2 separate regions of the Homo sapiens genome follow, and region 1 is linked to region 2. A link is an interaction called in ENCODE POLR2A ChIA-PET data of the cell type or tissue named here. Cell type or tissue: Panc1. All regions are shown on one strand. Each heading gives the region's core, and the rest is flanking DNA. Links, peaks and the distances in the headings are about the cores only. Region 1 overlaps ARMH4 (armadillo like helical domain containing 4). Region 2 overlaps SLC35F4 (solute carrier family 35 member F4).

Region 1 (15,753 bases), core at 8,718-11,217, 460 kb before region 2:
AGGAGAATCACTTCAACCTGGAAGGTGGAGGGAGCAGTGAGCTGAGATCACACCATCAAACTCCGACCTGGGTGACAGAGCAAGACTCTGTCTCAGAAAAAAAAAAAAAAAAAAAAAAAAGAGGATGGGCACGGTGGCTCATGCCTGTAATCCTAGCACTCTGGGAGGTTGAGGTGGGTGGATCACTTGGGGTCAGAAGTTCGAGACCAACCTGGCCAGCATGGTGAAACCCTGTCTCTATTAAAAATACAAAAACTAGCCAGGCATGGTAGTGAGCACCTGTAATCCCACCTATTTGGGAGGCTGAGGCAGGAGAATCACTTGAACCTGGGTGACAGAGGTTGCAGCGAGCCGAGATGGCATCAGTGCACTCCAGCCTGGGCAACAGAGTGAGACTCCATCTCAAAAATAAACATACAAATAAACAAAAACAATGCTAGCTACCAGCATGTAATTTAATATTCAGATATGTTTGTTTCAAACCCCCATCAGCATATGGGGAAACTTAGCACCCGTCTCATTATCCTTGCAGATTGTTTGGGGACTTATGTTTCTTCTAGTCATCTCTGGCTTCAGTTTTCTTCAGCTAAATTTGTAATCCCTGATAGGCTGTTTCTTTTCTGCACATGACACTATTGTACTCGTGCTGTCATTCCATTCCTGTATTTCCCTGCAGCATTGTGGACTCAAGATTTCTGTGTAACAAATTACCCCGTAGCTTAGTGGCTTGAAATAACAATAAATATTTGTTATTTTATACCAGTTCTATGCATCATGAATTTGGGAGTAACTTAGCTGTGTGGTTATGGCACAAAGTCTTTCAAGAAGGTGTAGTCAAGATGTCAGCCAGGGGTGCAGTCATCTGAAGGGTTGACTGGGGCTGCTGGACCCATTTCCAAGATGGTACACTCATGTGGTGGTGGTAGTTGGCAGGAAGCCTTAGCTCTAAATCCATGGATTCCTTTTTTCTCACGTAGAAAAAGTCAGTCTTCTTGTGCTGTGTGGTGGTATGTGCCTGTAGTCCTACCTACTTAGGAGCTTGATGCAGGAGGATTGCTTGAGCCCAGGAGTTCAAGTCCAGCCTGGGGAAAGAAAAAAAGAGAAGAAAGGGAAAGGAAGGGGAGGGGAGCTCACGCTTGTAATTTCAGCACTTTGGGAGGCTGAGGCAGGTGGATCACTTGAAGTCAGGAGTTCAAGACCAGTCTGGCCAACATGGTGAAACCCCGTCTCTAATAAAAATACAAAAATTAGCCAGGCATGGTGGTGCACGCCTGTAGTCCCAGCTACTCGGGAGGCTGAGGCACAAGAACTCAAGAGGCGGAGGTTGCAGTGAGTGACTCGCACTGCATTCCAGCCTGGGTGACAGAGTGAAACTCCATCTCAAAAAGAAAAGAAAAAAGAAAAGAAAAGAGAAGAGAAAAGAAAAGAAAAGAAACAAAAAAAGGAGGAAGGAAGGAAAATTCCGGCTTCTTTTTGTCTTCAGCCATGTAGATCATGTCCTGAGGACTTTACCTTTCTTCTTTCTTGAAAGGACCTATAAGACTAAATGAGATAACACATGGAAGCTTTGAAACTCCTTAAGGGAAGAAGGCCTTATGAAAAGAAATTTCTAAATTTCACATGTGCACATCATTTGCTTAACTTAGATCATTGAATGATTAGACATGAAAGCAAGAAAAAAATGTAAACTGTATGAAGTTGAGGTTTTTATTTTAGAATTTTAGTTTCAAGGTTTAATTTTCTAGAAAACTTGCAGCATCTCTGAGAAATTTCTGATGATGGGAAAAGAAAAGGCCCTACTCAGCAAAATAGATTAAAAAAAGAACTGAAACCCTTAAATTTGGGGGTAAATTAACAATTTTAATATAGTTTTAGTTGTAATGAGAATGTGAGTAGTTTATTTCAAATACTACAATAATTTTTTTATCTTATAATAATGGGTATTCAATAAAGATTGCTAATTTTAAAGTATATTTTGTTTTTTTCTGAAACTATTAACCTTGCTTAACTCTTAAACCTTTTCTAATCCTTAAATTTTGAAACATGTTTTGCCTGTAACTTTTATAGTTGTGGCAGAGAATAACAAATGATTTAAGCATTTAAAATACATATTTTCTTTTCTTTTTTTCTGCTCCAGTCAATGAAAGGGACACTTTATTGAGGCCCCAGGGCCATGGGGCCTGGGCAGAAGGCTGCTGCCCTTCAAGGAAGGAAGAGCCTTATTTGACCTTCTTCCTGGGGTACAGGTTGTTGGTGTGGCCGCATTTCTTCTTGTGGCAGTTGATAGCACCGGGGTGCAGGCAAGCATAGCACTTGCAGCAGATCATCTCGTCGCAGTTGTATTTCTGGACGAGCTGGCGGAGGGAAGGCTCAGTAATGCCACCTCGCAGGCGCAGCACCAGGTTTAGGGTGGACTCTTTCTGGATGTTGTAGCCTGAGAGAGTGTGGCCATCCTCCAGCCGTTTCCCAGCAAATATCAGACGCTGCTGGTCAGGTGGGATACCCTCCTTGTCCTGAATTTTGGTTTTGACATTCTAAATGGTGTCGGTGGGCTTGACCTCAAGGGTGATGGTCTTGCCCGTGAGGGTCTTCACAAAGATCTGCATCTCTGCGTCTGCAGCCCGGCCGCCTCGCTGAAGAAAAAGAGCTAAAAGACATATTTTCATTGAAAATTATTTACTTACTTTAAAAAACTCTTAAAAGTAACTGGTATTCAGCATTTAATGATGATATTTAGGGTTTTCAAACCCATTTTTCTTAGTCCATTTGGGCTGCTATAACAAAGTATAATAAACTGGATTTTTATAAACAACAGAAGTTTATTTCTTACAGTTCTGGAGACTGGGAAGTCCAAGATCAAGGTGACAGTAGATTTGGTGTCTGGGTAGGGCCCACTTTCTGGTTCATAGAAGGCACCTTTTTGCTGTGTCCTACATGGTGGAAGGGGCCAGGGAGCTCTTGGGGGTCTCTTTATTTTATTTTGAGATGGAGTTTCACTCTTGTCGCCCAGGCTGGACTGTGATGGCGCGATCTTGGCTCATTGCAACCTCCGCCTCCCGGGTTCAAGCGATTCTCCTTCCTCAGCCTCCCAAGGAGCTGGGATTACAGATGCCCGCCACCACACCCAGCTAATTTTTTTGTATTTTTAGTCAAGACGGGGTTTCACCATGTTGGCCAGGCTGGTCTTGAACTCCTGACCTCAGGTGATCCGCCCGCCTTGGTATCCCAAAGTGCTGGGATTTCAGGTGTGAGCCACTGCACCCGGCCCTCTTTTATATTTTATTTATTTATTTATTTATTTATTTATTTTTGAGACGGATTCTCCTGTCCAGGCTGGAGTGCAGTGGCATGATCTCAGCTCACTGCAACCTCTGCCTCCCAGGTTTAGGCAACTCTCTTGCCTCAGCCTCCCGAGCAGCTGGGATTACAGATGTGTGCCACCATGCCTGGCTAATTTTTGTATTTTTATCAGAGATGGGGTTTCACCATGTTGGCCAGGCTTGTCTCAAACTCCTGACCTCAAGTGATCTGCTGGCCTCGGCCTCCTAAAGTGCTGGGATTACAGGTGTGAGACACTGTGCCTGGCCTGGGGTCTCTCTTTTTTTTTTTTGAGATGGAGTTTTGCTCTTGTTGCCTAGGCTGTAGTGCAATGGCACGATCTCAGCTCACTGCATCCTCTGCCTTCCGGGTTCAAGCGATTCTCTCGCCTCAGTCTCCTGAGTAGCTGAGATTACAGGTGCCTACGCCCACTCCCACTCCCAGCTAATTTTTGTATTTTTAGTAGAGATGGGGTTTCACCATGTTGGCCAGGCTGGTCTCTAACTCCTGACCTCAGGTGATCCACCCATGTCAGCCTCCAAAGTGCTGGGATTACAGGTGTGAGCCACTGTGCCTGGCTCTGGGGTCTCTTTTATAAGGGCATAAATCCCATTCACGAGGGTTCTGTCCTCATGAAGTCATCACTTCTCAAAGGCCTTACTTCCTAATACTACCATGTTGCTGATTAGGTTTCAACACATGAATTCTGGGGGCCACAAACATTCAGACTGTGGCAACACTTAAAAAGTTATTTGAATGAATGTGTAAGACTTACTTTTTATTTCTTGGACATGTTGCTATTTCTACAGTCATTTGACTACATGGTTAATAGAGGAATTTGGAGAGAATATTGCAAATGTGACTTCAAGGGTAAATTATTTCAAGTAGGTATTTAAGAAACAACGAACTTAATACTTGAACTATGTGTACCTTTTTCTAGGGAACCTCAAGTTAAATCAGCAAAATTCAGCAGGGAGAAATGAACTGGGTTATCCATGTCTCAAAGGTACAAAGAAATAGAACAGTCCTCTCCTACCTACCATCTCTGTGTATTATAAAGTCAAGGAGATTATTTTACTTATGGTTTAATTTAAAGAGACTTATTTACAACATGTATTTATATGACAGTTTGATATGCTTTATTTTTCTGCAGGATTCAATTACTGGACTTGTCAACTCTGCCAGTGTACGTGCCATTTCTCTTCCACTATGAGAGGACCGATTGTATTGCACATTTGTCTGGCTTTCTGTAGCCTTCTGCTTTTCAGCGTTGCCACACAATGTCTGGCCTTCCCCAAAATAGAAAGGAGGAGGGAGATAGCACATGTTCATGCGGAAAAAGGGCAGTCCGATAAGATGAACACCGATGACCTAGAAAATAGCTCTGTTACCTCAAAGCAGACTCCCCAACTGGTGGTCTCTGAAGATCCAATGATGATGTCAGCAGTACCATCGGCAACATCATTAAATAAAGCATTCTCGATTAACAAAGAAACCCAGCCTGGACAAGCTGGGCTCATGCAAACAGAACGCCCTGGTGTTTCCACACCTACTGAGTCAGGTGTCCCCTCAGCTGAAGAAGTATTTGGTTCCAGCCAGCCAGAGAGAATATCTCCTGAAAGTGGACTTGCCAAGGCCATGTTAACCATTGCTATCACTGCGACTCCTTCTCTGACTGTTGATGAAAAGGAGGAACTCCTTACAAGCACTAACTTTCAGCCCATTGTAGAAGAGATCACAGAAACCACAAAAGGTTTTCTGAAGTATATGGATAATCAATCATTTGCAACTGAAAGTCAGGAAGGAGTTGGTTTGGGACATTCACCTTCATCCTATGTGAATACTAAGGAAATGCTAACCACCAATCCAAAGACTGAGAAATTTGAAGCAGACACAGACCACAGGACAACTTCTTTTCCTGGTGCTGAGTCCACAGCAGGCAGTGAGCCTGGAAGCCTCACCCCTGATAAGGAGAAGCCTTCGCAGATGACAGCTGATAACACCCAGGCTGCTGCCACCAAGCAACCACTCGAAACTTCCGAGTACACCCTGAGTGTTGAGCCAGAAACTGATAGTCTGCTGGGAGCCCCAGAAGTCACAGTGAGTGTCAGCACAGCTGTTCCAGCTGCCTCTGCCTTAAGTGATGAGTGGGATGACACCAAATTAGAGAGTGTAAGCCGGATAAGGACCCCCAAGCTTGGAGACAATGAAGAGACTCAGGTGAGAACGGAGATGTCTCAGACAGCACAAGTAAGCCATGAGGGTATGGAAGGAGGCCAGCCTTGGACAGAGGCTGCACAGGTGGCTCTGGGGCTGCCTGAAGGGGAAACACACACGGGCACAGCCCTGCTAATAGCGCATGGGAATGAGAGATCACCTGCTTTCACTGATCAAAGTTCCTTTACCCCCACAAGTCTGATGGAAGACATGAAAGTTTCCATTGTGAACTTGCTCCAAAGTACGGGAGACTTCACGGAATCCACCAAGGAAAACGATGCCCTGTTTTTCTTAGAAACCACTGTTTCTGTCTCTGTATATGAGTCTGAGGCAGACCAACTGTTGGGAAATACAATGAAAGGTAAAAGAAAGAAAAAGAAAAACAAACTTTGGTTTAATTTGGAAACTTTCAATTTTTTTTTTAATGGCAATTTAGAAATAGGTTGAAGTTTTAATGAAAAGCAGGCCAGGTGCAGCAGCTCATGCCTATAATCCCAGCATTTTCGGAGGCCGAGGTGTGAGGATTGCTTGGGCGCAGGAGTTCGAGACCAGCTTGGGTGATATAGTGAGACCTCTTCTCTGAAAAAGAATAAAAAAATGAAATTTAAAAAATAAAAAGAAAAGCAGAAGCATACAAATACATCATCTATTTTATATAAAAATTACACCCAATTCCTGTAATTCCAGCACTTTGGGAGGCCAAGGCAGGCGGCTTACTTGAGGTCAGGAGTTCGAGACCAGCCTGGCCAACATGGTGAAACCCCATCTCTATTAAAATACAAAAATTAGCTGGGTGTGGTAGCAGGTGCCTGTAATCCCAGCTACTCGGGAGGCTGAGGCAGGAGAATCACTTTAACCTGGGAAGGCGGAGGTTGCAGTGAGCCAAGATTGTACCACTGCACTCCAGCCTGGGTGACAAGAGTGAAACTCCCTCTCAAAAAAGAAAAAGAAAAAAAAATTACACCCAAATTTAAATCCTGCCTATAGACCAGTGTTCTTTAACTGGGGATAGTTTTATTTTGCTTTCCCCTTCCCCCAGGGGACATTTAGCAATGTTTGGAGACATTTTTAGTTGTTAGAACTGAGGGGTGCTAAGATATTGTTAAATATCTTAGACTACGTAGGACAGCCCCCCATAACAAAGAATTATCCCAGCCAACATGTTAATAGCGCTGAGGTTGAAAAACCCTGATACTATTATTTTTATTTTAGACTAATATTTTTCAAACATTTTACTATGAAAATGTATAAATATACAAGAAAATGTGAAAGAATTAGCTATATGTTTAAACTGTAATAATGTTGGATACTTACATACACATTGTTGTAAAATATGCTCACATCCCTTACATTTCTTACAAAAAAAGCTTTAGGTAAGTACTGCAGTTATCTCATAGTATTAACTATATGAATTTTCTAACTTTGTTTTCCTAAAAAGAAAACATTTAGAAATAAGGAAGGGGGTAGGGTGGAAGATAAATCATCTGCTTGCTTGGTTCTGCATTTTCTACTTTCTTTTGGCCTTTGCATCCGTGAATATTATAAGCTGGAAAGCCTTCTATTTGTTGTTGATGGATAATGGTTTTCTTTTATTATGGGTAGTTGGACAGATAACAACATTGGGAAGGAAAAGCTTAGTGTAATGTATACATGCTCATTCCAAATTGTTTTGGAACATGTACAACGTGTTACTTCAGCCAAGTAGCCCAATTAATAGAAAATATCAAATCAGTAATATGTTTTATAAGGTGTTGAGATTGAATTAAAATGGTGAAAGATCACTTGATAAATGACAAAAGAAAGATTGAATTTTACATGTCTAATTCATTTTTGTTTAAAGACCCAGTGTGCTGTTCAGTTTTCATAGAAGCTTCCATAAAATGTCTTGTAAGTTGGTTTTTACATGGAGTTGGGTGCACATGGCCATGAAGACCTTAGATATGACTGAGCAACAAGTTTACTTCAGTTCTTCATAGAACTTTTACTTTTGGAGCATTAAGTCATATAGCCCCAGATTGTTCACTGCACAATTGAATCCATGATTCTTATGTACTAAACTTGTATTAGCTTCTATTAGTACAGCCTAAAAAGTAAAATGGAATTGGTAATTTCCTGATTATTTTGGTTTTTGAATATGGTTCTTAGTCATAATTGCCTCAGCAAATTATAATCTTTTAAAAGGCCACTACTTTTAATTTCTAGCACATAGCACAATTCCTGGCACATAGTAGGAACTCGATAAATATGTTTTCAATTAATTTACAAATGAGGATATAGAACCATTCAGACTGGAGTTATCCAATGTGATTGCCTACCTTACCCAAAGTCAATCAAACAACTTCTAAATGTTCTTTGTACCAAGAGGAACAGTCAAGTTATTACTTTTGTTTTACTTTTTTTTTTGTCCCATAGAGTTAAAAGGAATGGGAAAGATTGCAATTATTGACAGCAGTTGTTATACAATAGCCAAAATGTTTTACTACTCATTTTCAGGTGATCATAAGTATTTTTCTGAAGTAAACAACTTAAATGCTAATCATTTAGAGTCCAGGGACCACTTAGGACATTATCTTCTTCAGAATATGCAATGATTTCTTGGTGTTTTTAGATATTATTAACAGATGGGTATGTTGAGATGATAGTCAGTCCTTTGAGTCAGTTAGCTGCTTCAACTGAAGATCAGGTTTTAAAAATAATATATAATTATTTTTTCTCCTACATGAAGTAGGAAGAATGAGAGATGTTAGGAAACTTTAAAGTTTATTTTAAAAAATTTTATTACTATTTCTAGTTCTCACTTTTCTAACAGCAATTATTTATTCAAGATACTATGCATTTTGACATTTCTTGCTATTTCATAAAATTACAAATAGCGCCTGCATATTTATTTTTGTATATATGTTCTCAAAAGTGTTCATTATGCTTTCAAAAATGAGGGCAACATAGAGAACACCTACTGCTTAAAATGGTAAAACTATATGTTATTGTCTTCTTGTGGCAAACAGAGCATTGCCCTATGTGCTAGAGGTACAGAAAGACAATGAATCCTGGCTCTCTAGGGATTTACAGTAATATTGGAGAAAGGAAAAAAAGAGAGACAAAATTCAAACAATGGTATAGAGTGCAAATATGAAGCTCATGTGAAAACCTTACCCTGACTCACATTGTTTGTCCTGTAACCAGGTATATTAATCCATCAAATGTAAAAATCTCTTCAATTCAAAAGGAAAAATAGTGTTAACTGGATGAGTACCAAGAAAAGGAACTGCTTATAGTGAAAAACAAACAAATACACATTATTTTAAAGCAAATACATTGTTTACAAGGCAACTTTTTTTTAAAGTAATAGGATATGCCATGATGTCATTAATAAATTTTTTTTTTTTTTTTTTTTGAGACAGAGTCTCCCTCTGTCATCTAGGCTGGAGTGTAGTGGCATGATCTCAGGTCATTGCAACCTCCGCCTCCTGGGTTCAGGCAATTGTCCTGCCTCATCCTCCCGGGTGGCTGGGATGACAGGAATGTGCCACTATGCCCAGCTAATTTTGTTGTGTTTTTAGTAGAGATGGGGTTTCACAATATTGGCCAGGCTGGTCTCGAACTCCTGACCTTGTGATCCTCCCGCCTCAGTCTCCCAAAGTGCTGGTATTACAGGCATGAGCCACCGTGCCTGGCCTGTCATTAATAAAAACTTTGAGGAACCCTTTTAAAGCTATCCCTAGAATGTTATTTTTCATTGTATAACTTACTGATCTTGCTAAAATACTTAGTATCTAGAACTAATATTTTAAAAAAGACAATAAGGTTTTCAAGAAATTAAGTTTTTAGTAGTTGCTCTGTACAGTGTTTGAAATTTCTAGCATAGCCCCTTCATAAGAGGGAAAATCTTGACTTATAAGTAGTCTGTTGAAGGCAAAACATTTATATGATCTGAAGAGAAAGCAGAGTATTATTATAAACAGTCTTTAATACTGTATTTGAGGGAATTATAATGTTGTAAAGCAAGTGGACCTGTGACAGATAATGTCATACCCTGCCAGTTCTATTCATTTCCTTTTCTGATCTGAAAGCAAATGCACACCTTCTACAGAGGCCTCTCCAAGGTGTTCCTTGGGCATAGTTAGTACAGTGGTTAAGGGTGCTGGCAATGTGAACAAAGGCATGCTCCTTAGCTTTTCTAAACCTAAGTTCTGTAAAGTGGAGTTATAATAGCTGGTAATTATTGAATACTTACCAAATACTAGGTGTTTTACTTGTGTTATCTAATCTTTGTAGTAACTCTGTGAGATAGATACTATTATTATCCCCATTTTATAGCTGAGGAAACTCAAGGCCCACATATGTGAAGTAATTTGTTTATGCTTACACAGCTAGTAAGTGACTAAGGCAGGTTGGCTCTGGAACCTGCATTCTTGAGCACTATGATGCAGCTTCTGTGGAATGATATTAGTACCTATCTCCCTGTAGTACATATGGGAGGATGCATACTTAAGATACTATATGTCATGCACTTCGCATGGTGTTTAACATAGAAACTCAGTAAATATTAGTTATTGTAATTATTACTCCTTTATTTTAAAATGTGAGCTTCCCTTGACCCTCCAGAAATGCAAATGTGAAAATTAATACACTGTATACAAATGTTTCTGAGAGTTTTTGAGTGTAACTTAGTTCTGTATAACTTGTTTCTTAACAAACTGATTATGTTGACATTCAAACATGTGCCTGAAAGGGAGCTCAGCAATTGATCTTCCTACTTTGTTTTAGATTTCATTTTAGCTTTTTCCATGAACTTCTTTATCTCTGTTGTAGATTGATTCACAACTACTGAAAGCGTGACAGAGAAAACATTTATTTACTGTCATTTTACTTCTGAGTTCTCTCTTTGCTTCCCCAGTTCCTGAAATAGCATCTGCTCCCCTCCCCCCAAGTTTTTAATCATATCATGATTTTTTTTTTTTAAAAAAATAGGGATTTGGTCTATTTTTAAATGTTTTCCCCCCTTTAAGACATCATCACTCAAGAGATGACAACAGCTGTTCAAGAGCCAGATGCCACTTTATCCATGGTGACACAAGAGCAGGTTGCTACCCTCGAGCTTATCAGAGACAGTGGCAAGACTGAGGAAGAAAAGGAGGACCCCTCTCCTGTGTCTGACGTTCCTGGTGTTACTCAGCTGTCAAGAAGATGGGAGCCTCTGGCCACTACAATTTCAACTACAGTCGTCCCTTTGTCTTTTGAAGTTACTCCCACTGTGGAAGGTCTGTAAGGGAGGATATTGGACTCTGTTTTGGGGGTGGATCTCTTCTGTTAAGTGGACTAGGAATAGAATGAGTGAGGCAGCCGACATTGCCATCAGCGCGCGCGTGCGTGCACGTACACACACACACACACCTTTACCTGGAAAGGGGTGTGAGCTCTGTCCTGTTTGAAGAGGTGTGGCAGAGCCTTAAAAGGACAAGGGTTGGCCGGGCGCAGTGGCTCACGCCTGTAATCCCAGCACTTTGGGAGGCTGAGGCGGGTGGATCACGAAGTCAGGAGATTGAGACCATCCTGGCCAACGTGGTGAAACCCCGTCTCTACTAAAAATACAAAAAATTACCCAGGCGTGGTGGCGGGCGCCTGTAGTCCGAGCTACTCGGGAGGCTGAGGCAGGAGAATGGTGTGAACCCGGGGGGCGGAGCTTGCAGGGAGCGGAGATGGCGCCACTGCACTCCGGCTTGGTGACAGAGCGAGACTCCGTGCCAAAAAAAAAAAAAAAAAAAAAAAGGGACAAGGGTTTAGTTTGTAAGTAAGGTCTCCTGGTGGCTCACCTCTGGGTCCTCAAAGGCCAGACCCCCTGAGAAGGCTCTTCCTGTTTGGCAACTCTGCTGCTAGGAGCCGGGGGGGATGAGGTGAAAAAAGCATGGACCTGAATTTGAATCGCAACTTTGGCTTTCACTAATATTGTAGCCTCAAGCTAAGTTTCTTAACTTCTGTAAGCTTTGGTTTGTTCACCTCTAAATAATGCCTATCTGTTTTATAGGTTATTTTAAGAATTTGAAATCATGTCTACAAAGTGCTTTCTATATAGGAGGCTCTCAAATGCTCTGATCTCTTAAAGGCAGTGAAGTTTTCAAATCTATGTGAAAGCTACTGCTGTTCTAGAGTCTCTGGACTTGGGAATTCCTGGGGCTATATTTGGCTGCTTTTAAATTGACATTCCAGACCCAGATCTAGGCTCTTACTCTATGACTTGATTTTGAGAAAGACACTCGATCTTTCCAAAGTAGTCTTTGAAATACAGTTTAATATATTTTTGTTAATTATTTTACCTTTGGCAATACATAATATAAAATCTTACAACATCCATAATATTGCCAATAGAATAAATGGGAGATTAAAATTTAAAAACAAAGTTCTGATTAGAGATAATACATTTTCCTGTAAGACAATACATTTTCCTGAAAGTCTTTGCTTTGGGGAGTTGGATTAATACAATATGGGAAAGGAGAGCTGACCCAAGTGCCAAACTTGCTGTATTGTATGATATTGGTTTAATCATTTCTTGCCTAAAAAGTGAAAGCACATGCTTACATTTGCCATAATGATTATCTTGTGGGTCAAGTCCTGTCTGTTGTGTTTGGCAGAACAAATGGACACAGTCACAGGGCCAAATGAGGAGTTCACACCAGTTCTGGGATCTCCAGTGACACCTCCTGGAATAATGGTGGGGGAACCCAGCATTTCCCCTGCACTTCCTGCTTTGGAGGCATCCTCTGAGAGAAGAACTGTTGTTCCATCTATTACTCGTGTTAATACAGCTGCCTCATATGGCCTGGACCAACTTGAATCTGAAGGTATTCATGCTTTGAAGGGGATCTTTTCAAGGACTGGTTGAGTGAGTCACTGAGCAAATGTTTTTGAAAAAGAATTAAGTAGGAGTATATTCAATCTGCAGTATAGATCAGAGGACAGTAAACTACAGCTGGGCCAAATCTGGCCTGCCACTTGTTTTTGAATGGTTTGTAAGCTAAGAATGGTTTTTACATTTTGAAATGATTGAAAAAAAAAGTCAAAAGAAGAATAATATTTTGTGACATAGAAAAGTTATAAAAATTCAAATTCCAGTGTTCATAAATAAAGCTATATTGGAACACAGCCATACTAATTCATTTTCATATGTGTGTGGCTGCTTTTGTGCCATAGCAGCAGAATTAAGAAGCTGTGACAGAGACTCAGTGGCCCACAAAGCCTGAAACATTTATGATAGGGCCCTTTATAGAGCAAGTTTGCTGACTGTGCTATGGATCTGTGGTTCTCAACTATAGTTGACCATTAGAAATACCTTGGAGAGCTTTTGAAACATCCCAGTGCCTGAATCACTCTCCAGTGATTGAGATTAAGATGGTGGGGGGTGGAATCTGGCATCAGCATTTTAAAAGACTGCCTTAGATGATTTCAGTATTCAAGCTGGATTGAGAATACTAGGTTAAGATGGAGATGTTGAGTTTCCCCACCAGATTTTCTTGGTTGCAAGTTTTAATGTGGGGTGTATTTTAACAGCATTGCTCTGGTTGTTAATGCTGGGTTATTCTCCCTTAGTAACATCTCTGGGTTAGTCTGTGCTACTATTTGGAGATAGGCAGTCTCTTTATTTACTAAGACCAAGAAATTCATGCCAAATTGTACTTTCCAAGACATTGGCTTTGAGCATGTAAAAGAAACTTGAGGCACGGCTGCCTATCAACAAATAAGAAGACTAGAAATATGACACATAGTCACGTAATTAATCAGCATTTTGGCAGGTGAATAGTTCCTGGCTGGAGATACAAAATGTCCAGAGATTTATAGTGCAGAATTTCTTAAACTAATCTGGAACACTGGTAAGCTTTTGGGCACTCAATTAGCCATGTGTTTGCTGCAGTAAGAGACATAGGATGTGCTATTATTTTTTTTTGTCTAAAGCGAAGGGAAGGAGGTTGAGCTAGGTTTGCAGCTGACTCTGGTGCAGACTTTCTGGGTAACACTGGTTGGCTGCTGACAGAGGAACATGACATTTTAGGAGCAGTGTGGAGAATTCCACAGTAGAAGCCTGGTTTAAGAAACAGATCAAAGTGGGCTCAAAGGCTAACAGCTCTTGCATTCCACATTAAGATAAATACTGTATGACTTTGAGTTTAGCGTCTCATATAAACTGTCTGCTCTCCTTGATGCCATCTGGAAAAAGCAGGTTTCCCTAAATTAACCTGAGTTAGACATGACAGCTTTACCCAGCAGGGCTCATTAAATCAGAGAAAAAAAATATTTGTGAATAATCCATACTTGTGAAACTGCAGTAACTTTCTAAATTTAGTAGATGATGGCAGTTGTATTGAAATATGTTAGAATTTTCCGACATGCCTAAGGTGTCCTGGGGTTTTAGTTCTTTTCTTCTACACAATTCAATTTTGCTACTTTTTGATAATATATTTTGTTAGTTTTTGATCTAAATTATCCTTGTCATGGGTTACAAAAATATTTTTGGTCAAAAGATATTATTTTTGCTACATTGTCGGGCTTAGGATTTTGAATTAGCACATTTTTACTCGTAAATGCCAAGGAGTACAACTTATGTTTAATTAGTATACGTTAATAATACCATTGTTAGTTTTATGCTGGTGCTTCTAGTCCTCCAAAAGCTGAATTGACTACACTGATTTAAACAAATCAACCTACTAGACTCCTGGATGTATTGGAGGCCTCTATTTTCAATGCATGTTTTTCTACCTTGCCCGGGAATATAAGTGCAGCTTGAAGCTTTGACTGGGTGAAACATTTTAATTCTTCCATAAGCTTATGCCTAGAGGCAGGTAATTTTTTTTCTTATCTAGAACCCTGTATTACTTACGTCAGGTTAGCAGCCTTTCTTGTTTTAGTCTTTGTGATGAGTTTATATGTTATTTTAATATCTTCCTTTTTCACTAGGGGGCAGGAGCATTTCTCTGGGAAATGAGGTACTTTTCTCCATGGGATTTGGAAAGGGACATCCTTTGTTAGACATTAGACACCAAAGAAGAATGAACCTTTATGGAAATTTCTGAATCCGCAGCTCTGTTTATCCTTTAAGCGATAACTAACAGCCCAAATCAGTCTAAAAATGATGTCTACTTGCACCCTGTCTTCTTCCCTGCTTCTCACATCTCTACAACATGATGACTGAGAGGGGGTATGAGTTTTCAAGGGCTGTCATAACTAAGTACCACAAACTGGGTGGCTTAAAACAACAGAAATTTATTCTTACGCAGTCTGGAGCCTGCAAGTTGGAAGTCAAGGTATAGGCAGGGCTTGCTCTCTCCAAAGCCTCTAGGGGAGGAACCCCAGGGTTTCCTTGGCTTGAGGCAGCATGACTCCAATCTATTCACATGGCCGTCTGTGTCTCTGTGCTCAAGTTTTCCTTGCTTTTTAAGAACACCAGTCATTGGATTAGGGCCCATCCTAATGACCTCATGTTAATTATGTATGCCAAGACCCTGTTTTCAAATATGGTCACATTCACTGGTACTACCGGTCAGGACTTGAACATACCATTTTGAGGGACACAATTCAACATGTAACAGGGGTCTGCTTCTGAAGAGTTTGCCAGCTGTCTGTGAAGACAGACGTGCTACCTGAGTGATGTGAATTGGTAGAGTGGGAGAAGTTTTGGTGTGTTTTCCTTTTCTTAGTCACTGAAGAAAGCCTGCCTTGATAAGTGCCTGCCACCTTGTGCATATTTCAGTGTCTTTTATCTTGTCAGCAAAAATGCAGTTTGATTTTTGAAGGGATAATGGTTTATTTTTCACCTTGCCTGTTACATTTGATTTCTATGTATGACTTTTTTTTAGGGATAAATATTCTCACAATGATAAATGCCTTATACTCATTTCAGGCATACCTCTACGAGGGCTGTATTTAGCAGCTTTGAAATACAAACATAACAAACATGTTCTTTTTATTCAAAATGGGATAATGACAAATTTTATACATATTTTATAACTGCATAAATTAATTTTTGGACATGATCTTTGTATAGGTTGATTTTCTTCTCTTGTTGAATATTAATGTCTTTCCTGCTCTAAAATGCCAACTTAAAATTTCTGATTAGTCTTGAAAACATACCTGGAATTTATGTGGGTTAACTCTTTAAAATATTTTAGTACTAATATTTCTTACCTACTTAAAGAAGTCCCGCTTTCTGTATGTTAGAAATCTGTCTGA
Region 2 (15,753 bases), core at 8,749-11,248:
TCTGTGAGCATGGAATGTTTTTCCATTTGTTTGTGTCCTCTCTTATTTACTTGAGCAGTGGTTTGTAGTTCTCTTTGAAGAGGTCCTTCACATCCCTTATAAGTTGAATTCCTAGGTATTTTATTCTCTTTGTAGCAATTGTGAATGGGAAGTCACTCAAGATTTGGCTCTCTGTTTGTCTATTATTGGAGTATAGGAATGTTTGTGATTTTTGCACATGGATTTTGTATCCTGAGAATTTGCTGAAGTTGCTTATCAGCTTAAGGAGATTTGGGGCTGAGGCCGTGGGGTTTTCTAAATATACAGTCATGTCATCTGCAAACAGACAATTTGACTTCCTCTTTCCCTTTTCGAATACCCTTTATTTCTTTCTCTTGCCTAATTGCTGTGGCCAGAACTTCCAATATGTTGAATAGGAGTGGTGAGAGAGGGCATCCTTGTGTTGTGCCGGTTTTCAAAGGGAATGCTTCCAGCTTTTGCCGATTCAGTATGATATTGGTTGTGGATTTGTCATCAATAGCCTTTATTATTTTGAGACACATTCCATCAACGCTTAGTTTATTGAAAGTTTTTAGCATGAAGGGCTGTTGAATTTTGTCAAAAGCCTTTTCTACATCTGTTGAGATAATCATGTGGTTTTTGTCATTGATTCTGTTTATGTGATGGTTTATGTTTATTGATTTGCTAATGTAGAACCAGACTTGCATCCCACGGATGACGCTGACTTGATCGTGGTGGATAAGCTTTTTGATGTGCTGCTGGATTCGGTTTGCCAGTATTTTATTAAGAATTTTTGTGTCAATGTTCATCAGGTATATTGGCCTGAAATTTCCTTTTTTTGTTGGGTCTCTGCCAGGTTTTGGTATCAGGATGATGCTAGCCTCATAAAATGAGTTAGGGAGGATTCCCTCCTTTTCTTTGTTTGGAATAGTTTCAGAAGGAATGGTACCAGCTCCTCTTTGTGCCTCTGGTAGTATTTGGCTATGAATCTGTCTGGTCCTGGGCTTTTTTTGGTTGGTAGGCTATTAATTTCTGCCTCAATTTCAGAACTCGTTATTGGTCGATTCAGGGATTCGACTTCTTCTTGGTTTGGTCTTGGGAGGGTGTATGTGTCTAGGAATTTATCCATTTCTTCTAGATTTTCTAGTTTATTTGCATAGAGGTGTTTATAGTATTCTCTGATGGTAGTTTGTATTTCTGTGGGATCAGTGGAGATATCCCCTTTATCATTTTTTATTGCATCTATTTGATTCTTCTCTCTTTTCTTCTTTATTAGTCTGGCTACTGGTCTACTATTTTGTTAATCTTTTGAAAAAACCAGCTCCTGGATTCATTGATTTTTTGAAGGGTCTTTTGTGTCGCTCTCTCCTTCAGTTCTGCTCTAATCTTAGTTATTTCTTGTCTTCTGCTAGCTTTTAAATTTGTTTGCTCCTGCTTCTCTAGTTCTTTTAATTGTGGTATTAGGGTGTCAATTTTAGATATTTCCTCCTTTCTCCTGTGGGCATTTAGTGCTGTACATTTCCCTCTATAAACTGCTTTAAATGTGTCACAGAGATTCTGGTACACTGTGTCTTTGTTCTCATTGGTTTCAAAGAACTTATTTATTTCTGCCTTCATTTCATTATTTACCCAGTAGTCATTCAGGAGCAGGTTGTTCGGTTTCCGTGTAGTTGTGCGGTTTTGAGTGAGTTTCTTAATACTGAGTTCTAATTTGATTGCAGTGTGGTCTGAGAGACTCTTTGTTATGATTTTCATTCTTTTGCATTTGCAGAGGAGTGTTTTACTTCCAATTATGTGGTCAATTTTAGAATAAGTGTGATGTGCTGAGAAGAATGTATATTCTGTTGATTTGGGATGGAGAGTTCTGTAGATGTCTATTAGGTTCCACTTGGTTCAGAGCTGAGTTCAAGTCCTGGATATTCTTGTTAATTTTCTGTCTCATTGATCTGTCTAATATTGACAGTGGGGTGTTAAAGTCTCCCACTATTACTGTGTGGGAGTCTAAGTCTCTTTGAAGGTCCATAAGAACTTGCTTTATGAATCTGGGTGCTCCTGTATTGGGTGCATATATATTTAGGAGAGTTAGCTCTTCTTGTTGCATTGATCCATTTACCATTACGTAATGCCCTTCTTTGATTCTTTTGATCTTTGTTGGTTTAAAGTCTGTTTTATCAGAGACTAGGATTGCAAACCCTGCTTTCTTTTTTTTTTTCTTTCCATTTGCTTGGTAAATATTCCTCCATCCCTTTATTTTGAGCCTGTGTGTATCTTTGCACTTGCGATGGGTCTCCTGAATACAGCACAGTAGTGGGTGTTGACTCTTCATCCAATTTGTGGGTCTGTGTCTTTTAATTGGGGCATTTAGCCCATTTACATTTAAGGGTAATATTGTTATGTGTTAATTTGATCCTCCCATTATGATGCTAGCTGGTTATTTTGCTTGTTAGTTAATGCATTTTCTTCATAGGATCGATGATCTTTACAATTGGCATGTTTTTGCAGTGGCTTGCACAGTTGTTCCTTTCCATGTTTAGTGCCTCCTTCAGGAGCCCTTGTGAGGCAGGCCTGGTGGTGACAAAATCTCTCAGCATTTCCTTGTCTGTAAAGGATTTTATTTCTCCACTTATGAAGCTTAGTTTGGCTGGATATGAAATTCTGGGTTGACAGTTCTTTTCTTTAAAAATGTTTAATATTGGCCCTCCACTCTCTTCTGGCTTGTAGGGTTTCTGCAGATAAATCTGCTGTTTGTCTGATAGGCTTCCCTTTGTGGGTACCCCAACCATTCTCTCTTGCTGCCCTTAACATTTTTTCCTTCATTTCAACCTTGGCGAATCTGATGATTATTTGTCTTGGGGTTGCTCTTCTCAAGGAGTATCTTTGTGATATTCTCTGTATTTCCTGAATTTGAATATGGATCCTGGATAATTTCCCCAACCTAGCAAGGCAAATGTCATCTTATTTATATTTTAGTTTGCATCTGTTTGATTACTAGTGATGCTGCCTCTTTTGTTTGTAACAGATTATTAATTTTTATATTCTTTTTTTGTGAATTGCCTGTTCATGACCCTTGCCCATTTTTCAACTGGTATTAATAATTTTTTTTTTATTTCTGAGAACTCTTAGTAGTTGAACTATCAGATATATTGTACTTATTTTCCACAGTGTATCATTTACCCTTTCATTTTATGCATATATGTATGTGTGAAGGGGAGCATTTTGCCTATAGGCAAGTTTAAAAAATCATTAGTCATCTCATTTGTTTCCTTTTATGGTTTTTCAAAGACTGCCTTTTCATGTTCATCTATGTCTTTGTCTTATCCTTATAGACTTTCATTTATTTCTTCAACATCGTAGTCATAAAAACACTCAAACAGCAAGTTAACTTTAAATAGAATACCTATATACACACCATCTAGAGTCTATCATTAACACATTACTATACTTGCTTTATGCATAGCTACCCATCTGTTTATCCCTTTTTAAATAATTTTTATTTTTTTTTCAATAGTTTTGGGGGTAAAGAAGGTTTTTGGTTACATGGATAAGGTCTTTAGTGGTCATTTCTGAGGTTTTGGTGCACCCATCACCCAAGTAGTTTACCCTGTACCTAATATGTAGTCTTTTATCTCTTTCCCCATTCCCAACATTTCCCTCAAGTCCCCAAAGGCCATTATATCATTCTTATTCCTTTGCATCCTCATAGCTTAGCTCCTACTTATAAGTGAGAACATATGGTATTTGGTTTTCCATTCCTGAGCTACTTCACTTAGAATAATGGCCTCCAGCTCCACCCACGTTGCTGCAAAAGATATTTTGCTCCTTTTTATGGCTAAGTAGTATTCCATAGTGTGTATATACCACATTTTCTTTATCCACTCATTGGTTGATGGGCATTTAGGCTGGTTTCATATTTTTGCAATTGCGAGTTGTACTGCTATAAACATGTGTGTGCAAGTGTCTTTTTCATATAATGACTTATTTTCCTCTGGGTAGGTCCCAGTAGTGGGATTGCTGGATTGAATGGTTGTCCTGTTTTTAGTTCTTTAAGGAATCTCCACACTGTTTTCCACAGTGGTTGTACTAGTTTACATTCCCACCAGCAGTGTAAAAGTGTTCTCTTTTCACCACATCCATGCCAACAGCCATTGTTTTTTGACTTTTTAATTATGGCCATTCTTGCCAGAGTAAGGTGGTATCTCATTGTGGTTTTAATTTGAATTTCCCTGATAATTAGTGATATAGAGTATTTTTATATGTTTGTTGGCTGTTTTTATATCTTCTTTTGAGAATTGTCTATTCATATCCTTTGCCTACTTTTTAAAAAAATTAATTTTAAGTTCCAGGATACATGTGCAGGATGTGCAAGTTTGTTACATAGGTAAATATGTGCCATGATGGTTTGCTGCACATGTCAACCCATCACCTAGGTATTAAGCCCTGCAGGCATAGCTTTTATCCTGGTGCTCTCTCTTCCCCCATCCCCATGACAGGCCCCAGTGTGTGTTGCCCCTGCGTCCATGTGTTCTCATTGTTCAGCTCCCATTTATAAGTGAGAACATGTGGTGTTTGGTTTTCCGTTCCTGTGTTAGTTTGCTGAGGTTAATGGCTTCCAGATCTATCCATGTTGCTGCAAAGGACATGATCTAGTTCCTTTTTATGGCTGCATAGTATTCCATGGTATATATGTACCATATTTTCTTATTCACGTATGTGTTCATTGCAGCACTATTCACAATAGCAAAGACATGGAATCAACCTTTGCCTGCTTTTCGATGGGATTACTTGTTTTTCTCTTGCTGATTTGAGTTCCTTGTAGATTCTGCATAGTAGTCCTTTGTCAGATGCATAGTTTGTGAATATTTTCTTCCACTCTGTGGGTTGTCTATTTACTCTGCTGATTATTTCCTTTGCTGAGCGTTTTAGTTTAATTGGGTCCCATTTATTTATTTTTTGTTGTTGTTGCATTTGCTTTTGGGGTCTTAGTCATGAATTCTTTGCCTAAGCCAATGTCTAGAAGAGTTTTTCTGATGCTATCTTCTAGAATTTTTATGGTTTCAGGTCTTGATTTAAGTCTTTATACACAAGTCAATAAATGTGACATATGACATAAACAGAATTAAAAACAAAAACCATATGATCATCTCAATAGGTGCAGATAAAACATTTGCTAAAATCCAGCATTGCTTTATGATAAAAACCCTCAACAAAACAGTCATAGAAGGGACTTACCTCAAAGTAATAAAAGCAATATATGACAAACCCACAGCCAACATCATACTGAATGGAGAAAAGCTGAAAGCATTGCCCCTGAGAACTGGAACAAGACAAGGATGCCCACTTTCACCACTTATAGTCAACATAGTACTGGAAGTCCTGGTTAGAGCAATCAGACGAGAGAAAGAAATAAAGGGCATCTAAATTGGAAAAGAGGAAGTCAAATTGTTGCCGTTTGCCAGTGATATTATCATATACCTGGAAAACCCTAAGGACTCATCCAAAAAAATGCTCATCCCTTTTTCAATCCACTAATCCAGCTTACTTTTGGTGCTTTCAAAGTAAATTGCGGATAGTAGGCTATGCTTCCCCTCTAACTACCTCAGCATGCATATCATTTCCCGGAGTTCAATATTTGTTTAGTCTTTTGTGTGATATAAAATTTACTTAAAATGAAATGCACATATTTTAAGTGTACTTTCACTGAGTTTTGACAAATGTATACATCTATATAACTGAAAGCCCTATCAGAAAGTTCCCTACCACCACTACCTCCTCTAACCACCACCAGAGGAAAGCACTGTTCTGGTTGTTTTCTACCATAAATGAATTTGCTGCCTCTAGAATTTTATGTAAGTGGAATTATACAGTGTTGGGATACAGTTCTCCATGGATTGCTCACATTTCTCCACATCTTGCTAGCACAGACACTTACAGCCTTTGTTCCAGACTCTTTTCAAAAATGTTGATTAGCTAGCGGTTTTGGAATACAGAGATAGTATCTCCCTCAGGAGCAAAGAGTACTATAGAAGATGCAGGTTCACTAAGCTTAGGGATCCTCTTCACTGCCTGTGCAGGTATCACTTGGCCCTCTTCATGTCACTCTGTAGGAACTGGGCTTGGGAAATCAGCTCAAGAAAATGCTGATACTCTGGCTACTGGTACAGCTGTGAGTAATAAAGTCATTTTTTCTCTGACCCAGGAGTCTTATGTCTTTTACCAACATCCATAAAAAGGTGGCAGACTAACTGTTTAGCTTGAAAGTAGGGTAAAATCTCAGACCTCTCACAGTTCTCAACATATAGTGTGTGCTGTAGCTGCTTTCTTGCAGCATGTTTCTGAGATCCACCCACATTGTTGCATTCACTAGTAATTCTTTTCTTTTTATTGCTGAGCAATGTTCCATTGTACCAGTTTACTTCTGTATTCTCCTGGTGATGGATGCCTGGGCAATGCCCAGTTTCTGGCTGTTATAAATAAAGCTGCTGTGAAAATTCTTGTACACATCTTTTTGTGAATATATGTTTTTATTTTAGGGTAAAAGTAGACATCATGAAGTAGAATTGGTAGGTCACAGGTTAGGCCTATGTTCAGTGTTATTTTTAAAACTGACAAACCTTTTCCCAAAGGATTGTGTTATTTTATATTCCTACCAATATGTATGAGATGTCTAATTGCTCTATAACTTTGCCAATATTTGATGTTGCCCATATTTTTTATTTTAGCCATTCTGGTGGGTATTGTAGTGGTATCTTATTGTGGTTTTAATTTGCATTTCTCTAATCTGCACAATAAACCCCCATGACATAAGTTTTACCTGTATAATAAACCTGCACATGTACCCCTGAACTTAAGATAAAAGTAAAAAAATGTATTTCTCTAATTACTTAATGACACTGAATATATTTGTATGATAACTGGTCATTTGTATGTCTTATTTTATAAAGTGTTTATTCAAATTTTTGCCCATTTTTGAGGGTTGTTTACTGTATTCTTTGTTAAATCCTTGATAACAGTGCTTTGTTAGATTAGTAGTCTTATTAATTTTGCTAGTGGTGTACAATAATGAGCAGAAGTTCTTAATTTTGGTGAAATCTAATTATCAATTTTTTGTTTATGGTTATTGTTCACTGTGACCTCTCCAATAAATTTTTTGTTACCTCCAATTCACAAAGATAATCTCATATGTTTTCCTCAAAAAATGTTTCTAACACCTCCTCCCACCCCCACCAAACCTGCATTCATCCCTCTTGACCCTGCCACAGTAGGCATTTCTTTGAGAAGTATTGTTCAGCCTTTCAACTGCTCCTCTTAGAAATGAGGGTGGAATAGGGATAGGCTGCCCTGATGAGGCAGTTTCTATCTTCTTCAAATTTTCTGGAGTGCTGGTGAATAAATATTTCTCCATCTTATTACATATGCATATCACCTTTAATGCATACCTGGACCCTATGAAAGGTATTATGAGCCCCATTTTACAGATCTGGGAAATTATACCCACAGGGGTGAAGTAACTTTCTCAAAGGCACACAGCTCCACAGTGCTGGAGTTGGGAATCAAACATGCAACTTACTGCTTTCCAGAACTGTGGTGATAACCATGCTGCTAACCCTGACACTACTACACTCTTCAATAGTCTTGCTTGACATCAGTACCGTCACTATGGAGCCTTACTCTCATTTTATTCAGTTACCACCATAATCCTTGAATGCTTTTTAGTTGTGTTGTTCATGCTTCTTAATTGGTTTGTCTTACATAAAAAAGTGGCCTATTGAAATATGATTTATAATCTTCATATAATTTAGTAATTCAAATTCATGGTTCATCATCTTTATACAACTTACAAGATTCATGCAATAAATTGCTGGCTCAGATTTGAAGCCCTTTGCTACCTTTTCTAAGAGGACTAATTATGGCAAATTTTATTTTTTTATTGAATAAAATGTTAAATTAGCACAGTGAAATTGTGAAAACTACTTGGTGGGAGAAGACACTGTGCAAAAAAACAAAAAACAAACAAATAAAAAAACAAAAAACCTACTCTGTTTCACATGAAAGGATTCAGACTTTGCCAGTGGCTCACTTTCCTGTCCTAACTCAACTTTGTTATTCTAAGTGAAAAAAAAAAAATAAAATAAAATTTACCTTCTAGGTCTTTCTTATGCTGGATAAGAATAAAAATAAGAATATACATTATTCATGAATTTTTTTCTCTTTGGTTTCTAATTCTGAAAAGCATATAGCAAGTTCTCTTAAGTAGATTTGAAGTACAAATGAATGCAATATATATAATACTAGAAAGAGCTTTCACTTTTTAGGACAGTTATTTTATAATCATATAGCGGTAGTATTAATACTGACCTGATGTAACATGCTTCACAGGGGCCAATAGCATATCTTTGTGGGCTTAGTAGGAAAAAGTGCCAGGGACCTGAATTTTTCCTTCATAATAAACCATTAGAAAGATGTATGTCATCATGGCACAAAGTTTGGATTAGATAATTGAGATCACTGTTCCTAATATAGCTCTTGTTGAGATCAGTTGTTATAATTCTTGATTTTTCACTTTTAAATCTGGGTGTCAATGCTGGGTTATAGTGCCCCGTGTCTAGGGCAAAGTGGGATGTTTGCAGGATCTTTGTCCACAGTGACCGGCTGAGTCTGGCACAGCTGCAAGGTGATACAAGGGGTGACAGGAAAACAGGTAGTGGAATATTTAGAAAGAAGTGTGTGGCCTCTGCGAGTGATCATGAGGTGACTCGGTCCACCTCAGAAAATGTTCTTGATATGTTCTATGGGTAAAGTAAATCATTGAGTTATAAAATGCAGCCAAACTCCACATGTCTGAAGCCATGAGATGTTTTTATTTCTCTTTTCTCTTAAGTTAGGTTTTCCTAGAAAAATCCAGAAGTAAGGAATCAAGTTTAAGAGATTTATTGAGAAAATGCTTTTAGGAGCACAGGAAGCCAGACTGGAAAGGGGAAGAAACCAAGAAAAAAATGTGGTTTCAAGTAATGTCTCACACTTAGCCTGATTTCATGGGGAGAATTAATAGAGTGTCAACTATAATGGGCTTGACCTGCTTCATGGAGAAGAAGCTGGACATTTGTACTTCCGTGCTCATCCATCATATCACTGGCTACTAGCTGGGGGCACTGGGATGCAGGAGTTGGTAAGTAAATTCCCAAGCATTTCCGTTTACTTTTCCCTCTGCTTTTTTCAAGCAGAAGGAGTTTCACCCCATAGCCACCACCGCTGGTTATGTACTGAGTCTCACTTGAAGTCAGCAAATATCAGAATCCCACCCAAGGCCCTTGATATAGTGCCTGGGTATTGCTGCTGGTTATTTGGGGCCCAAGGGCTCTTCAGTTAGCAGATAATAAATGCTGCCAGGACTGGGTCTTCCCTTCAAGTCAGTGGGTTCCCTTCTGGCCCATGGTGTGTCTAAAAATGTTTTCTGGGAGCTAAGGCCTGAAACAGGGGCCTCACAACTCTGGTCAGTACCCTATCCTGCTGGAGCTGAGGCGGTATCCTAGATGAAAGACAAAGTCCTCCCCTCTCCTCAAGTGGAAAGGAAGAGGTCTCTTTTGGACCTGAGACCTGTGCACTCTGAGGTTAAGGGAGGGGTGATGCCAGCACTCCCTTAGCTGCCCCAGCTCCCCACCGCTTCTCATTCTGTGCATGGGTGAGGCAGTTCCAGTGCCTAAGGGCAAACCTCAGAAGGTCACAGGTGCTGGAGGATGGGCACCTGCAGCCTATGAAAGAATGGGTGAGTTGAGGTCAGGAGACCGAGACTATGCTGGCCAACATAGTGAAACCCCTTCTCTACTAAAAATACAAAAATTAGGTGGCATGGTGGTGTGTGTCTATAGTCCCAGCTACTCAGGAGGCTGAGGCAGGATAACCGCTTGAACCCGGGAGGCGGAGGTTGCAGTGAGCTGAGACCATGCCACTGCACTCCAGCCTGGGTGACAGAGCAAGACTCCGTCTCAAAAAAAAAAAAAAAAAAAAGAATGAATGAGTTACCAAGAAGCTCCAGTGTCCTCTATAGCTTCTGTGGCATCCTAGTCTTTCTGGGATTAGAAAACATTCAGTATGAATTAATAGAATAGGTATCCCTGGATCTGCTTGTTCTTCACCAAGGAAATGCACAACTAGGCCTGTTTCCTTCACCACTGTAACAGTAAAATGTTAAAAGAACAGAAATTATAACAAACTGTCTCTCAGACCACAGTGCAATCAAACTAGAACTCAGGATTAAGACTCACTCAAAACCGCTCAACTACATGGAAACTGAACAACCTGCTCCTGAATGACTACTGGGTACATAACGAAATGAAGGCAGAAATAAAGATGTTCTTTGAAACCAACGAGAACAAAGACACAACATACCAGAATCAGTGGGACACATTCAAAGCAGTGTGTAGAGGGAAATTTATAGCACTAAATGCCCACAAGAGAAAGCAGGAAAGATCTAAAATTAACACCCTAACATCACAATTAAAAGAACTAGAGAAGCAAAAGCAAACACATTCACAAGCCAGCAGAAGGCAAGAAATAACTTAAGATCTGAGCACAACTGAAGGAAATAGAGACACAAAAAACCCTTCAAAAAATTCAATGAATCCAGGAGCTGTTCTTTGAAAAGATCAACAAAATTGATAGACTGCTAGCAAGACTAATAAAGAAGAAAAGAGAGAAGAATCAAATAGACGCAATAAAAAATGATAAAGTGAATATCACCACTGATCCCACAGAAATACAAACTATCATCAGAGAATACTATAAACACCTCTATGCAAATAAACCAGAAAATCCAGAAGAAATGGATAAATTCCTCGACACATACACTCTCCCAAGACTAAACCAGGAAGAAGTTGAATCTCTGAATAGACCAATAACAGGCTCTGAAATTGAGGCAATAATTAATAGCTTACCAACCAAAAAAAGTCCAGGACCAGATGGATTCATAGCCGAATTCTACCAGAGGTATAAGGAGGAGCTGGTACCATTCCTTCTGAAACTATTCCAATCCGTAGAAAAAGAGAGAATCCTCCCTAACTCATTTTATGAGGCCAGCATCATCCTGATACCAAAGCCTGGCAGAGACACAACAAAAAAGAGAATTTTAGACCAATATCCCTGGTGAACATTGATGCAAAAATCCTCAATAAAATACTGACAAACCGAATCCAGCAGCACATCAAAAAGCTTATCCACCATGATCAAGTGGGCTTCATCCCTGGGATGCAAGGCTGGTTCAACAGATGCAAATCAATAAACGTAATCCAGCATATAAACAGAACCAATGACAAAAACCGCATGATTATCTCAATAGATGCAGAAAAGGCCTTTGACAAAATTCAACTGCCCTTCATGCTAAAAAATCTCAATAAATTAGGTATTGATGGGACATATCTCAAAATAATAGGAGCTATCTATGACAAACCCACAGCCAATATCATGCTGAATGGGCAAAAACTGGAAGCATTCCTTTTCAAAACTGGCACAAGACAGGGATGCCCTCTCTCACCACTCCTATTCAACATAGTGTTGGAAGTTCTGGTCAGGGCAATCAGGCAGGAGAAGGAAATAAAGGGTATTCAATTAGGAAAAGAGGAAGTCAAATTGTCCCTGTTTGCAGTTGACATGATTGTATATCTAGAAAACCCCATTGTCTCAGCCCAAAATCTCCTTAAGCTGATAAGCAACTTCAGCAAAGTCTCAGGATACAAAATCAATGTGCAAAAATCACAAGCAGTCTTATACACCAATAACAGACAAACAGAGAGCCAAATCATGAGTGGATTCCCATTCACAATTGCTTCAAAGAGAATAAAATACCTAGGAATCCAACTTACAGGGGATGTAAAGGCCCTCTTCAAGGAGAACTACAAACCACTGCTCAATGAAATAAAAGAGGATACAAACAAATGGAAGAACATTCCATGCTCATGGATAGGAAGAATCAATATTGTGAAAATGGCCATACTGCCCAAGGTAATTTATAGATTCAATGCCATCCCCATCAAGCTACCAATGACTTTGTTCACAGAATTGGAAAAAACTACTTTAAAGTTCATATGGAATCAAAAAAGAGCCCGCATCGCCAAGTCAATCCTAAGCCAAAAGAACAAAGCTGGAGGCATCATGCTACCTGACTTCAAACTATATTACAAGGCTACAGTAACCAAACAGCATGGTACTGGTACTAAAACAGAGATATAGGCCAATGGAACAGAACAGAGCCCTCAGAAATAATGCCACATATCTACAACTATCTGATCTTTGACAACCCTGACAAAAACAAGAAATGGGGAAAGGATTCCCTATTTAACAAATGGTGCTGGGAAAACTGGCTAGCCATATGCAGAAAGTTGAAACTGGATCCCTTCCTTACACCTTATACAAAAATTAATTCAAGATGGATTAAAGACTTAAATGTTAGACCTAAAACCATAAAAACCCTAGAAGAAAACCCAGGCAATACCATTCAGGACATAGGCATGGGCAAGGACTTCATGTCTAAAACACCAAAAGCAATGGCAACAAAAGACAAAATTGACAAATGGAATCTAATTAAACTAAAGAGCTTCTGCACAGCAAAAGAAACTACCATCAGAGTGAACAGGCAACCTACAACATGGGAGAAAATTTTTGCAACTTACTCATCTGACAAAGGGCTAATATCCAGAATCTACAATGAACTCAAACAAATTTACAAGAAAAAAACAACCCCATCAAAAAGTGGGCAAAGGATATGAACAGACACTTCTCAAAAGAAGACATTTATGCAGCCAACAGACACATGAAAAAATGCTCATCATCACTGGCCATCAGAGAAATGCAAATCAAAACCACAATGAGATACCATCTCACACCAGTTAGAATGGCAATCATTAAAAAGTCAGGAAACAACAGGTGCTGGAGAGGATGTGGAGAAATAGGAACACTTTTACACTGTTGGTGGGACTGTAAACTAGTTCAACCATTGTGGAAGACAGTGTGGCAATTCCTCAGGGATCTAGAACTAGAAATACCATTTGACTCAGCCATCCCATTACTGGGTATATACCCAAAGAATTATAAATCATGCTGCTATAAAGACACATGCACTGTATGTTTATTGTGGCACTATTCACAATAGCAAAGACTCGGAACCAACCCAAATGTCCAACAATGATAGACTGGATTAAGAAAATGTGGCACATATACACCATGGAATACTCTGCAGCCATAAACAAGGATGAGTTCATGTCCTTTGTAGGGACATGGATGAAGCTGGAAACCATCATTCTCAGCAAACTATCACAAGGACAAAAAACCAAACACTGCATGTTCTCACTCATAGGTAGGAATTGAACATTGAGAACATGTGGACACAGGAAGGGGAACATCACACACTGGGGCCTGTTGTGGGGTCGGGGGAGGGAGGAGGGATAGCATTAGGAGATATACCTAATGTTAAATGACGAGTTAATGGGTGCAGCACACCAACATGGCACATGTATACATATGTAACCTGCACGTTGTGCACATGTACCCTAAAACTTAAAGTACAGTAAAAATAAATAAACAACAACAACAAAAAAGTAAAATATTTTGTAAGGTGCTCTCAATTTTGACACTCCCTTTAAAAACGTTTGGCAGTATATGCAGTGTGACCCAGCAGAACATGTCTCTCTCCTTCTCCTTCCCTCCCTCCCCTTCCCTCCCTCCCCCATGCTTGCAGGTATTTACACAAACACAGGAGCGCATATGCATCTGTGAGTGGGTATAGTAGTGGTGATTTTAATGCTTTCTTTAATCTGCTCTTCTCTCCTCTGTCTGCCTAGGAGGTACCTTCTCTTCCCGGAAGGCCTAACTCAAAAGTCACATGTACCTGATGCCTTTGCCCACGCTTCCTCCCACAGAATAATTCATAGCTCAAATTGTAGCCCCAGAGAACTCCGTGCATTTGGCCTTTCTAGAACTTTCTGCTTTGTAGTTTCTTGTTTGTAGTCTCCGTCTCCCTGGGGGCAAAGACTGTTGTAGGTATTGTATTGTCTAGCCAGCCCAGGCTCCACTGAGCTAATTTTCACATGCCTACTAGGTCCCCACAATGCTTACTAAATCAAATAAAGCCTTTTGAAACTGCCCTGATAGCTTTCTTGCCTGCCTCTTGCTTTTCTGAGTAACTACAGTCAGTTGAAAAAAAAAAAAAGAAGTTCCTTTTTTTTGGCCATCATGCTTGTTTTATTATGTATCAGTTTTCTATTGCCATGTAACAAATTATCACAAACCTAGTGGCTTAAAAAAACATACATTTATTATCTCACTGTTTCTGCAGGTCAGGAGTTGTGGTATAGCTTAACTGAGTCCTCTGTTCAGAGTTTCCCAAGACTGCAATGAAGCTGTTAATTAAGCAGTATCCTCACCTCATCTGGGGAAGAACTCTTTTCCCAACTCATTCAGGTTGTTGGCAGGACTCATTTCCTTGTGGCTATAGGACTGAAAGCCCTGGCTTTTTGCTGGCTGGAGGCTGTTAGGTCCTGGAAACCTAAAGGTCATTGATTTATAGTTGTACCTACAGTGAAGTCTACATGAAATTGTGCTCAATGAGGAAAATAAAACTGGATAGTATTTGATTATTTGGAACCTTAGGAATACCTAAATTCAAGTTCTGGGTCTCTCTATTCACACATGCGTACAGATTCTGTGATGCTGAGGAAATTGTTTACCCTGTTGGTGCCTTAGTTTCTGTCTGTACACACAACAAAGGACTTTCCTATGACAAGCTTTATTTTTAACTTTTATTTTCAGTTCAGGGGTACGCTGCTGGTTTGTTAAATAGGTCAACTTGTGTCACAGGGGTCTGTTGTACAGATTATTTCATCATCACTGAGCCTGGTACCTATTAGTGATTTTTTCTGATCCTCTCCCTCCTCCCACCTTCCAATAGACCAAAATGTGTGTTGTTCCCCCTCTATGTGTCCATGTGTTGTCATCATTTAGCTCCCACTTCTAAGTGAGAACATGTGGTAGTTGGTTTTCTGTTCCTGTGCTAATTCGCTAAGGAGAATGGCCGCCAGCTCCATCCATGTCCATGCAAAAGACATGATCTCATTCTTGTTTATGGCTGCACAGTATTCCATGATGTATATGTCCCACATGTTCTTTAGCCAGTCTATCATTGGTGGACATTTAGATCGATTCCAGGTCTTTGCTATTGTGAATGTGCTGCAATGAACATATATCTGCATGTGTCTTTATGATAGAATGATTTATATTCCTTTGGGTATATACCCAGTAATGGGATTGCTGGGTTGAAGGGTAGACAATCTTTGAAGAAATACATTTAGTATATTCAGTCACTTCAGTTCTGTGATTAGCGAAATCAATCTTGAATACTGCCTCTGCCACTTCCTGTCTGGGTGACCTTGAACAAGTTATTTATCATCCCTGAACTTTAGTTGCCTCATCCTTAAAATTGAGACAGTACTCGTGCTTGCCTCATAGGATTGTGAAGAGTAGTAAAGGAAGATGTTTAAAGTGAAATACAAATATCTGGCCCATAATGAGATGCCTAGCACAATAAGTAATAGCTATTATTATTGTTATTTAAAATTTGGGGTTGTGGTGCATGTCACCCAGGCCTCAGGGAGGATGGGCGGAGTCTGGGTAAGCTGTCTGAAGACCTGAGTTAAGAAATATAATATTTTTCACTCTGACAGGTGTCTATTTCTCTATAAACCTCAGCTTGTTCCCAGTCTTTAAGGT

Evidence for each region. Peaks named below come from ENCODE experiments on the same cell type or tissue, not always from the same donor. Only the 100,000 strongest peaks of a DNase experiment are listed, where the experiment ranks them.
Region 1: POLR2A ChIA-PET joins it to region 2 with 6 read pairs; 2 of 35 experiments call an interaction of 5 or more read pairs at or near these places.

The regions. Positions count from the first base shown.
Region 1 is chr14:58,128,133-58,143,885 of GRCh38, reverse strand. ARMH4 (armadillo like helical domain containing 4) reads left to right here. Exons shown (of 8, transcript NM_001001872.4): 2 at 4,472-5,896; 3 at 10,545-10,796; 4 at 12,165-12,374. The coding sequence starts at 4,528. It also overlaps the pseudogene UBA52P3. Among named protein-coding and RNA genes, the nearest start is that of ARMH4, 16 kb to the left of the region's middle. RefSeq lists an enhancer at 14,713-15,214. In Panc1, for the core only: no CTCF peak of the experiment used is centred there; a DNase peak (open chromatin) is centred at 9,935.
Region 2 is chr14:57,665,155-57,680,907 of GRCh38, reverse strand. The region is part of intron 1 of SLC35F4 (solute carrier family 35 member F4); the gene reads left to right. Among named protein-coding and RNA genes, the nearest start is that of SLC35F4-AS1, 95 kb to the right of the region's middle. In Panc1, for the core only: no CTCF peak of the experiment used is centred there; no DNase peak of the experiment used is centred there.